Linked DNA regions of Homo sapiens: region 2 is linked to region 1. A link is a contact called in ENCODE Hi-C or POLR2A ChIA-PET data. All regions are on one chromosome and are shown on one strand. The core of a region is the stretch at or near the end of the contact, and the rest is flanking DNA. Distances in the headings are between cores, read along the strand shown. Region 1 overlaps SUSD4 (sushi domain containing 4). Region 2 overlaps CAPN2 (calpain 2).

Region 1 (5,209 bases), core at 1,976-4,475:
AATGGTCTACTGCAGGAAGGAGGGAGAGAGGTAGGAAAGAAAGAAAGAGGAAAATGAGGTCTGTCTCCAGCTTTGTGCTCAAAACATCCCAGAACATTGTTTTTGCTCTCCCCTGTTTCCCTTTAGAGCTTCAACTTTTCACTCATCACTTTCTCCCTCTGCTGCTAAGGGTAGCTGCATTGAGTCAGACCTTGAGCCACAGCTGCCAAGACATGACACTGACCTGGGGGGAAAGTGGGCCTTGAACTTGGTCTGGAACATCCTGGCCAGGATGACGAGCAGCAGCACCAGCAGCACACTGGTTGCCGTGAACGCCACAATCTTCCACGTGGTCAGGAGGGTCTCATGGGTGCTGGGCCACGTTTGCTCTGCATGAGGGAGAACAAAGCTGTACGTGAGGCTCCCAGACCATGAGAGGTGCCGAGGTTCCCCGTGGGCTCATTTGCTGGATTCATCTGGCACAAGAGATGCGTGCAAGGTGCCTCTGACCCCCAGGGCTCGGCAGAGATACCATGTGCCCCTGTAGCTCATGTAAATTGCATCAGGATCCACCCAACACTAAAAACCTGTCTCCAGCATGGGCTCTGCCAGGTTGCAGACCTGCATGCTCACATTCCAGTCCCAGGCGCAGGCCTGGCACAGGCTTAAATAATGCATCTGCCTCTTGAGAACAGAGGTGGGCATCTCTCTTGCCTGGAGAAGTTGCTCCGAAATGGACCAAGGGGTGGGGGAGTGGGAAGCTGGGCCCTTTGTGAATGTTCTGGGATATGCTGTGGGGTTGGGTAAAGCAAGAAACAGAGGGTAAAGGGGACCCCTGTTCCACAGCTCTCATGCCCTACCACCTCTAGCCATCAACTGCCTGCCAGGTCAGGGGCAGCAAGAGCAGACCTTTCCAGAAGAGACTTATCCTTTGGGCACAGGCCACCCTGTCTCTTAAATGTCTCTCTGCCTTGTCATGACCACCCTCTTAGACACTCTCTTTGCACTTCTCCCCCGGCTGGCTCACAGGATCATGTGTGCGCCTCCAGAGACCTGGCATTAACAAGTGCTTCCTTGTGTCCAGGGGAAAGGCATGCAGTCATCAGCACTGCTCAGGGCAGCATCCCCAGCCTGGAAAGGGCTGGAGAGAGTGGGAAGGAGACAGTGGGTGTGTGCTGGTGCCCCAGTCTCTATCCTGTGGTCACTACCCAGGTGCACTGAGGCCAGTGGGGAAGGTGGTTTGCAATTAAGTCATTTGCTTTTAACTATGAAGCCCTGAAGCTTGCAAATGGCCTATAGTTTTACAAGTGAGAGCAGGTGTTACCCACAGTATCATCTGTATTCTGATATGTGTCCTTGAGTGGAAGAGAAAGGTAAAGTTATGCGTTGCTTGGGTCCAGGGCAATGCATCTAATTCTGGTCACACCCACAGGCCTGTGTCCTTACCAGTGGAAAAGGACAAGGCTGGGAGAAAAAAGAGTGTGGAGGCTGGAGGTCTTTCCATGGATGCTAGGGGTCTAGGGACCCTGTTTAGATGGTCAGCTTTTTAACCTGGGAATGGACAGGTTAATACTCCTGACCCTCTGAATAGGGTCCCTAGGCCCCTAGCATCCATGGAAGGACCTCCAGCAGACAGTTAATACTCTTGACTGTCTGAACAGGACCTACAAGCATCTGGCACAGAGCCCAACAGCAGCCCCATCGACCCGCAATGATATGTTTCGATATCCTGTTCCTGACACTGGGTGGGGGAGGAGAGATACAGCTTGGTACATAACCACCACCCACTATGTGCAGATGGTCCAAGGAGGGTCCATCTCCTCCAAGGGTGAGGCCTTCAGTCTTACCTGATTTGATGCAGTAGACTTGATAAGAAGGAAACCACTCTCCATACTGGCAGGTGATGTACTTGTAGTCGCTGGTGAGGCTGTAGCCAGGATCGCAGTAAAACTCCACCACAGTTCCGTGGTTGTAGCGCTCACAAGGCCGCGGGTGGCAGACGAAATCTCCGTGACTCACCATTGGAGGTAGTGGACAGACTTGGGCAGTAGGGGAGAATAAAAGTTTCAGAACCACAAGCTCACCTTTGTCTGAAGCCCCTAAGACGAAGAATGGCCTAGGAGAACTCAGTTAAAAATGTGCTTATGGATTAATCACCAGGCTACTGAGTTGCATTAGAGATGGTCTCTTTTTTAGTATTTCATGGAAGGCGGAATGGAAGCCTGCTGTAATATTCTGAGCACGTGCCGTTGTGACATGGCATTGTGAAGTACATCGTAAAAGAGAGGTTCGTTTTACAATGCAAAGAGTATGCCTATTTAATAGAGAGTATTAAGCTACTGTATTAATAATGCATGCTATTATGTGCCAGACAACCTAGTAAATAAAATTAACATATTTCTGTACAAAATCTTTACTGAAAGGCATAGTTATCCCAAGCCTGTTTCTGTGACCACAGTAGTAATTTGGGTCTATTAAAATCACAGGGCAGTGTCCCTAACCTGATCCCCTACAGCTCTGCTGAGGCTTAGCCAATGACGAACATGGAGCAGTTCTTCTAGCTCTGCTTGCAGAGCCAGGGCACAGCCTCCAGGGCAACCAGAGTTAGGTGCCTTGGGCATGAGGCTTGGTTCTGCCACCAACACCACACTGTGTGACCTTAAGCAGATCCCTTAACCTCTTTGAGCCTTGATTTTTCTCCTCTGTCAAATGGAAGCTTATTCTACCCTAGGAGGACGCCTTAGGGTTCTGACTCGAATATCCCATCATGTTAGGGGAAGAAAAAGTTGTTTTTAGTGTCTTTAGTATCTTGGTACTGCATTCTAGGTTGCGAGGTAAGGACGGTTCCATCTCTGTCACCACAAAGACGGCTTCAGTGGGAGTTCGGTGCTTTTTATGCCACAAGGAGCTCATTCTTGGATGAGGACTCAGAAATAAACAGTGCTGCTGCTTAAACATTCTTCAAGAAACAGTCAAACCACAGATTCTATCAGTGCCAACTTCAAACCCACACTCACAGAAACCAGTAAGAATTCTGACCAAAAAAAAAAAAACCTAAACGAAAAAGAGTTAACTTTTGATTCCCTCCCTTGGGGTAACCAAACACCCTGGCCAGTGCAGAACAGGCACTGCCCACCATACAGGCCAGAAGAGGTGCCCTCTCCACACTGGCCACTGAAACTACTCACTGGCAGCAGTGGGTGCCACTTGGAAAACAAGATGGCCCTCCCTGCAGAGCAGGCCACCCTGCCGGAGGTGTCCCGATGCGTGTGAAGCAGGGTTGGAGGCACACTACAGGCACTCTCTAGTCCTTCAAACAACACTGTAGTGTAGATCTTGTTGGTTCTTTCAGAGAAGGGGAAACGGAAACTCACAGAAGCAACTAGAGGAGTGAGTAGAAGCCCAGGTATGCTCTAGACAGGCCTAGGTCTGAATTCCGGCTGAACTACTCACCAGCCGAGTCACCCTAAACCAATCCCTGTGCATCTTTGAGCTTCAGGGTCCTCAGCTGTACAACAAGAGTCTCTGAGGGCTATCTCGAGAAATGCTGGTGAGGGCTTAGTTCAGAGCTGACAAACTGTGATTATTCAGGGAAAACCAGGACTTGAGTATCTAAAGAGATGGAATTTAACGAGGTGATGGCAAAGTGGAGAAGCCAGCAGGAACACCCCAAGATTAGTGAGAGCAGGAAGCCACTACCGCTCCTGGGCTGGTGGGATGAAGGGGTCTCGTTGCTGGGGTCCCTAGTGGAAGGTGGAACCATGGAGGTCTATCCCGCGGGAACTGGAGCCCGGGGAAACTCAGACCCCGCTGGAGATGTCCCCAGGGCAGGAACAGTGAGGGAGAAGTAGCCTGGTTCTCCACCTGCCCACCCTCCAGGCTCCCTCTGGACAAAGCCAGTGGGGAGCCAGGTGACAAGGGGGTCTGGGAAACAGGGTCTGCGGTGGACAGCCTGTCTAGATCTGGTGCAGTGCAGGGAAGGTCCAGGGCAGATCTGAGGCTGGCAGGCCCAGGTGTGCTCAGTAAATGGTGGCTGTCAGGTGGCTGCTGTGAGCATCCCACAGGTGGACACTGGCAGAGACAGGCTTTGAGCTCTGACTCTGAGGCCCAGGAGCTTTCTGCTGCTCTGCCTCAGGGTCTCTCCTGGGCTGGCAAATGCAGTCACACAACCCCTTGCATTTCCACAAACAGGGGCTCTTTTCAAGTTTGCTACCACCAGGGTGCTCTGGGAGCATCTCCAGGAAATAAAGCAGAAGGAAGCAAAGGGAAGGACAGCTGATGAGGAACAGGGAGAGAGAAAAAGGCACTGGCCACGTTGTTGAACTGGTCCTGGGAGATCCAGGGATGTGGCCGTAAGGGCTCTTCTCTCCTTGGAGGCCCTCCTCCGTGCTGCTTCTCCTCTACTCAATTCCTGGTTCTTCCCACAAGGAAGGGGTCTCCAGTGGCCCCGGGACTGCCTGGGGGCCCCCTTCCCTGCACTGCTGGAGCATTCCCCAGCGCTGTTGTACGCTCAGGAGGCCGGCATCTTCTCTGGGACAGGAGCCCCTTTCTGTGGTCAAGGGTATGGCAAGTGTCCATTGACAGATGAATGGATAAAGAAAATATAGGCAATATACACCACAGAATATTATTCAGCCTTAAAAAGGAAGGAAATCCTGCCATTTAGGACACAATGGAGAAACGTGGAGGACGTTCTGCTAAGTGAAATAAACCAGGCACAGAAAGACAAGATACTGCATGATTTCACTTATATGTGAAATCTAAAGAAGTTGAATACATAAAACCAGGGAGCAGAACAGTGGTTACCAGGGTTGGGGAGGTAGAGGGAATCAGAAGATGTAGGTCAAAGGGTAAAAGGGTGCAGTTCCATAGGACGAAGCCCAGAGCTCTGATGTATAGTATCCAGACTCCAGTTAATAATACTGTATTATACACTGGAAATTCACTAAGAGAGTAGATTTCAGGAAATGGATTATGTTAACTTACTTGACTGTAATAGTCATTTCACTGTGTAGATGTATCTCAAAACATCATGTTGTACACCTTAAATATCTAACATTTTTATGAAAGAGAAAAAGAGGTACACAGAGCAGGAAGGCACTTCTCCTCAAAGGCTCTCTAAACAAGCCCCTGAGGGCCACTGTAGGATTAGAAAATTACCAAAACTCTTTTCAAAGCACAGAAAATGTCATGAAAGAGCCCACATAAATGTATGCAAGTTTGTTATCAG
Region 2 (5,209 bases), core at 991-3,490, 500 kb after region 1:
GCCACTTCTAGACCACCCCTGTCCCATAGAGCTTCTAGTGATGATGGAAACCGTGTATATCTGCACTGCTCCAAACAGCAGCACTAGCCCTGTGTGGCTGTGGAGCACTTGAAATATGACTCATGCAACTGAGAAACTGAATTTGTAATTTTATTTAATTTAAATGTAAATAGCCACATGTTCCTTGTGGCTGCTGCACTGCACAGCAGCAGACTGTTGCGCTCTGGAATCCAGCCTCTCAGCCTTTACTCTCCAAAGCGGGATAGTATTCACATCAGAGCCAAACAATGCACAGACGTCAATAAACAGGCAGGGCATGGTGGCCCATGCCTGTAATCCCAACACTTTGGGAGGCTGAGGTGGGAGGGTCCCTTCAGCCCAGGAGTTCAAGACCAGCCAAGCAACATAATGAGAACCCATTTCCACAAAAAAAAATTTTTTTAATTAGCTGGGCATGGTGGTGTGCACCTGTAGTTCCAGCTACTTGGGAGGCTGAGGTGGGAGGATCACTTTGAGCCCAGGAGGTCAAGGCTGCAGTGAGTCGTGATTGCACCATGACATTCTAGCCTGGGTGATGGAGTGAGACCTTGTCTCAAAACAAACAGCTAAACCTACATCAATAAACATCTGTAAATATCAGGGTAGCGAATGAGGACTTGGTGTCTGGCAGTTAGGGACTGGCCTCTTATTCTGCCACATACTGGCTCTGTCATTTTGAGTGGATCACTATCCTCTTCACACCTCAGTTTCCTCATCCGTGAAATGAAGATAATAATAGTGCCTACTATCAAGACCATCCTGGCTAACACGGTGAAAACCCATCTCTACAAAACTACAATATGAAATACAAACAATTAGCCGGGCGTGGTGGCATGCACTTGTAGTCCCAGCTACTCAGGAGGCTGAGGCAGGAGAATCGCTTGAACCTGAGAGGTGGAGGTTGCAGTGAGCCATGATCGCACCACTGCACTCCATCCTGGGCAATAGAGCGAGACTTCATCTCAAAAAAAAAAAAATTGTGTCTACCTCAGAGGACTGTAAAGATGAAATGAAATAATAGACATATAAAGCTCAGAGCTCCAGAGGCTGGTACATAGTAAAGGTTTAATCCATGCAGATTGCACGTTCTCTTTGGGGACAGTACAGCTGGAGGGGAGTACTGTCAAATGAGGTCGCGTCGCTGAGGTGGAGACACATTGTGGCACATCTTGAATACCCGACTGGGTCCCAGCTTTAGCACTTGACATTGGCGGCCACCTAAGTTTTGGAGAGGGGTATGACAGAGGAGGTGGTGTCCCAGGGGGAAGGTCCGGAAACTCAGAGGAGTTTCCTGCTGTAATTTTCTTTGGTCACACAATGGTCATGGCCTCCTGATGTTTCCCACAAAGGGCCAGAGGCCCTTCAGTGCCAAGGAACGTGGACTCTCTCCTATCCCAGCACATACACGTGCTTCCAGTACCTTGTGATCTCTAGCCATAAGTTTCCACTCACCCATCTGCGAAATGGGAACAATGACGATGTTTGCGTCCTTTCTTTTTCTTTTCCTACAATGCAGGGAACTTTAAGACTATGTGACAGAAAGGTGCCACTGGAACCCAGGGCCTCGTGGGTTTCCTCCGTCTCTCGGGAGACCAGGATCCGAGTGAGAAAGTTTCCCACGTTCATTCTTGTTGGGCCCATTCTCAGGATGATGTTTCTCCTGTATTTTGCTACCCCAGCCCAAGCAAGACTAGTAGTTCAGCTTTGTGAATCCCCTCAGGAAGTCAGGAAAATAGATACTGTCTTTGGGCTTCCTCCAGGAGCTAAGAAAGGAGAGTTCCTGAAGAGCAGGAATTTAAGACAGGAATTGGCAGCCGAGGGCAAGGTTCCACCTCCTCCTCCCTTCTTCTGTGGGGTCTGTGATGAGAGCAGGGATGGGGAGGAAGAGGGTGGGTTTGCCTGCGCCTGGGGGGAGGGCAGCCATCAGGAAGGAGCAGCCACCTCTGCTGGGGTACTGGAGATAAAAACTCTGATATTGACTAGTGACCGTGGGGGCGATGGCCCAGGAGGGTCAGGGCTGCAGGGAACAGGGACACAAAAACGACAAAACATGCAACAGGTTATGTCCTTCTGGTCCAGGGCACGGCTGAGACAGGCAAGGGACTAGAGAGAGGAAGAGTGAATGTCAAGCCCCAGCACCCTCGCCTCCCTCCCATCCTCCCTTTTAGGGCCTCCCTTCTGGCAGATAGGGCAGGGAGAAGGGAAAGGAAAGGCCTGGGACACGTGGTTTGGATCACTGGCTGTGGCTCACAGTTCTGATGTGTGTGCAGTTTAGGGAAGGAGGCTGAAGACTTCTTGTTAATAAGGGTGGGGCATGAGTAAAATGGAGGATCTGCCCCCTCCCCTCCCAGCCCCTGATACAAATGAAGGATGATTGTACATGCATGGGGAATTCCACTTTGGGGGTATCCTTTTCTGGGCTGCTGCCAGACTCTGAAATGAGTAACAAAGGGATGGCCCAGGGTGACTCATCAGCTACCCTCTCGCAGGCCTAGCACGCTGGCGGGGTGTGCATTTCCTCTAGAGAAGCCCCTCCCTGCCAGTTTCAGAGGGATGGCCCTGAATTGGCTTTTCAGAGGTTCCTTCTCCTCCCTTCCAAAGCGAAGACCCACAGCTGCCTGAAAATGTGGCTCTCCGCCTTCTTGGGCTGCCTAGGACCTTGAGAGATGTGTCTCTCTGGGACAGGGTGTCAGGTCTGCTGGAGATTGTTAAAATGCTGTTGTCTCAGGAAGGGTGAAATTTAGCCAGGAGCAGTCTTCAGTAGCTTGGTCTGTTTATCGTGTATCTAGCTGTCAGCATGCAAAACAAAAGAACAAAAGGTCTAAAGAAATATAACGCAAAACAGGTACGATTTGAGATCCATCAGGGTTTCTCAACCTTGGCACAACTGACTGGATAATTGTTCATTGTAGGGGGCTGTCCTGTGAATTATAGGATGTTTAGCTGCATCCTTGGCCTCTACCCACACACCCCCGTGTGCCACTCAAAAATGTCTGCAGACCTTGCCAAATGTCCCCTGGGGGCTTGGCGGAGTTGGGGGGTGCATGGAATGCCCCCAGTTGAGAACCACTGGCAGAGCAGGAGTGAAGGGGGAGGTACTGTGGGGGTCACTGGGCACACAGAATGCCATTTGGGGAGCCTGGTGCAAGGGAGTGGCCGGATGGGAGGTAGGAATAGCAGTGGTAATCAGTAGGTGAGTTGCTGAAGACAAACTAAATATTCTTTCCAGCATTGCTTCAATCTAATCCAGCCGCAAGTATGAGTAAATACTGTAGGAAAGGAGAAAACATTGCATGTACGGGGTCAGGGCAGCATTGCTGGGATATTTGAGCCTGTGGGAGGGGAGCTTCAAGCTTCCCACTAGCATTGGGAGGAACACAGCAAAGGAGGAGAAGGGCCCTCCCTGCTTCTTGGAGAATGGTTCCACTGGCAGGCCATTCCGTCTGCTCAGCTTCCTAGCTCAGGTGCCTTTCCAAACCACACATCAGCAGGGAGACAGTGGGAACATCTCAGGTCCAGGGTACCTTGGGAACTGCAGAGCAGCTGGGTGGCCTGACACTGGCATTTCTCAGTGTTGGCTCCATTCTCTTGCTGGCACCCCCAGGTGGGAGACTCTGTTAGCAGGTGTATCTTACTATCCCTGGCTCCCTGGTATGCGTTACAGTTCAGACTCCCAAGCACAAGCTCCCTGTTTTGTCACACCTGTATCTAGTGTGTAACAATCCACCCCAAAACAAATGGCTTGAAACACAAGGCATTTTGTTCTCTCTCATGGTTCTGAAGGATGACGGGGCTGAGCTGGGCAACTCTCTCCCGCTCTCTCAAGTGGTTGCAATCAGATGGGGATGGGGACAGAGTCATCTGTAGGCCCCCTCAACCACATGTCTGGTGCCCGGGCTGAAGGGTGGATCAGCAGGGGTCCAGGGATCTCTGTCTCTTTTGTGGTCTCCCCATCACAGGGACTTGAAGGTAGCTGAACATCTTACAGCAGCTCATGTCCCAAGAGAAAGACCTGGGAGCTGTCTCATCTTTACGACCTAGGCTTGGAAGTCACATAGCATCACTTCTGCCATATCCTATTCATTGAGATCAATGAAGGCTCACCCAGGATCAAAGAGAAGGGACATGGAGCCCACTTCTAGATGGAGAGTGGCAGGGTTCTGGAAGAACATGTGAAACCAGAAACATTGTTGCCACCATTTTTGGAAGACACCACGATTCCTCCCCTTTGAATAATGGCCTTCTTGTCCTTTACCAGTAATAACCCAAGCTGCTTGGACATTAGCTCTTCATGGTTTGCGGGGTGGGGAGGATGTGTTTTCTGGGACTTCCCAAGGTACACAGTAGTGAAGGACTTCACAAGCTGGGCTGATGTGCCAGCTTCAGGACTCCACTCACCCCCAAGCGTTCTGAGATGCCCATGGGGCTCAGGAGCCCTGACTTGCACAAGCCAGCAACTGCCTTTCTGCTTCCATTCAGCCAGCTTTACTGGGCATCTGTTATAGGAAGAGCAGTGGGCTGAGACTTCAGCAAAAAAGACAAAAGCAAAACACAATCCCTTCTCTATACAAGGTTCTTCCCTTTCTGTGTCCAACCAGTCCCTCCATTCTCGGTCCTTAACTCATCACCAAGCCGCCATTTTCTTCTATTCCCCCATTACTCCAAGGCGGGCCTCAGTTCTCACCTGGAGTCTGGCTCAGGATGCCTACAGGTGGCCCCAGAATTGTAATGGCTTGACATGCAATTTTTCAGCTTTACAATGGCATGAAAGCAATACACATTTAGTAGAAACTGTACTTGAAGTACCCATACAACCATTCTGTTTTTCACTTTCAGTACAGTATTCAATAAATTACATTGAGTTGTTCAGCATTTTATTTTAAAACAGGCTTTGCCTCCTTAGATAATTTTGCCCAACTGTAGGCTACTGTAAGTGTTCTGAGCACAATTAAGGTAGGCTAGGCTAAGCTATGGTGTTAGGCAGTGTCAACAAAATAGTCAAATTCTGTGAAATATTTAAAGAGTTTATTCTGAGCCAAATATGAGTGACCAAAGCCTGTGACAAAGCCCAAGGAGGTCCTGAGAACCTGTGCCCAAGGTGGTTGGTTTACAGCTTGGTTTTATACATTTTAGGAGGACATAAGTTACAGGCAGACATCAATCCAGAAAG

The links. A loop is a pair of places that touch in the nucleus more often than their neighbours do. ChIA-PET counts read pairs that join two places held with the same protein, here RNA polymerase II (POLR2A). Pooled maps may share reads with other maps.
Region 2: a pooled map shows a loop between it and region 1 (6-fold over the local background). The contact joins two enhancer-like sites. A Hi-C loop is called at or near these places in 4 of 50 pooled maps. POLR2A ChIA-PET finds 5 or more read pairs at or near these places in 3 of 52 experiments (IMR-90, activated CD4-positive, alpha-beta T cell and naive thymus-derived CD4-positive, alpha-beta T cell).

What each region holds. Positions count from the first base shown.
Region 1 is chr1:223,227,371-223,232,579 of GRCh38, forward strand. It overlaps SUSD4 (sushi domain containing 4), which reads right to left. Exons shown (of 9, transcript NM_017982.4): 6 at 1,827-2,018; 7 at 224-368. Among named protein-coding and RNA genes, the nearest start is that of TLR5, 87 kb to the left of the region's middle. Within about 2 kb of position 3,226, at least 5 of the 41 ENCODE cell types and tissues checked have a DNase peak (open chromatin) inside an H3K27ac peak, as active enhancers do.
Region 2 is chr1:223,724,380-223,729,588 of GRCh38, forward strand. All of the region lies in intron 2 of CAPN2 (calpain 2), which reads left to right. Among named protein-coding and RNA genes, the nearest start is that of CAPN2, 14 kb to the left of the region's middle. RefSeq lists an enhancer at 3,112-3,772. Within about 2 kb of position 2,241, at least 33 of the 41 ENCODE cell types and tissues checked have a DNase peak (open chromatin) inside an H3K27ac peak, as active enhancers do.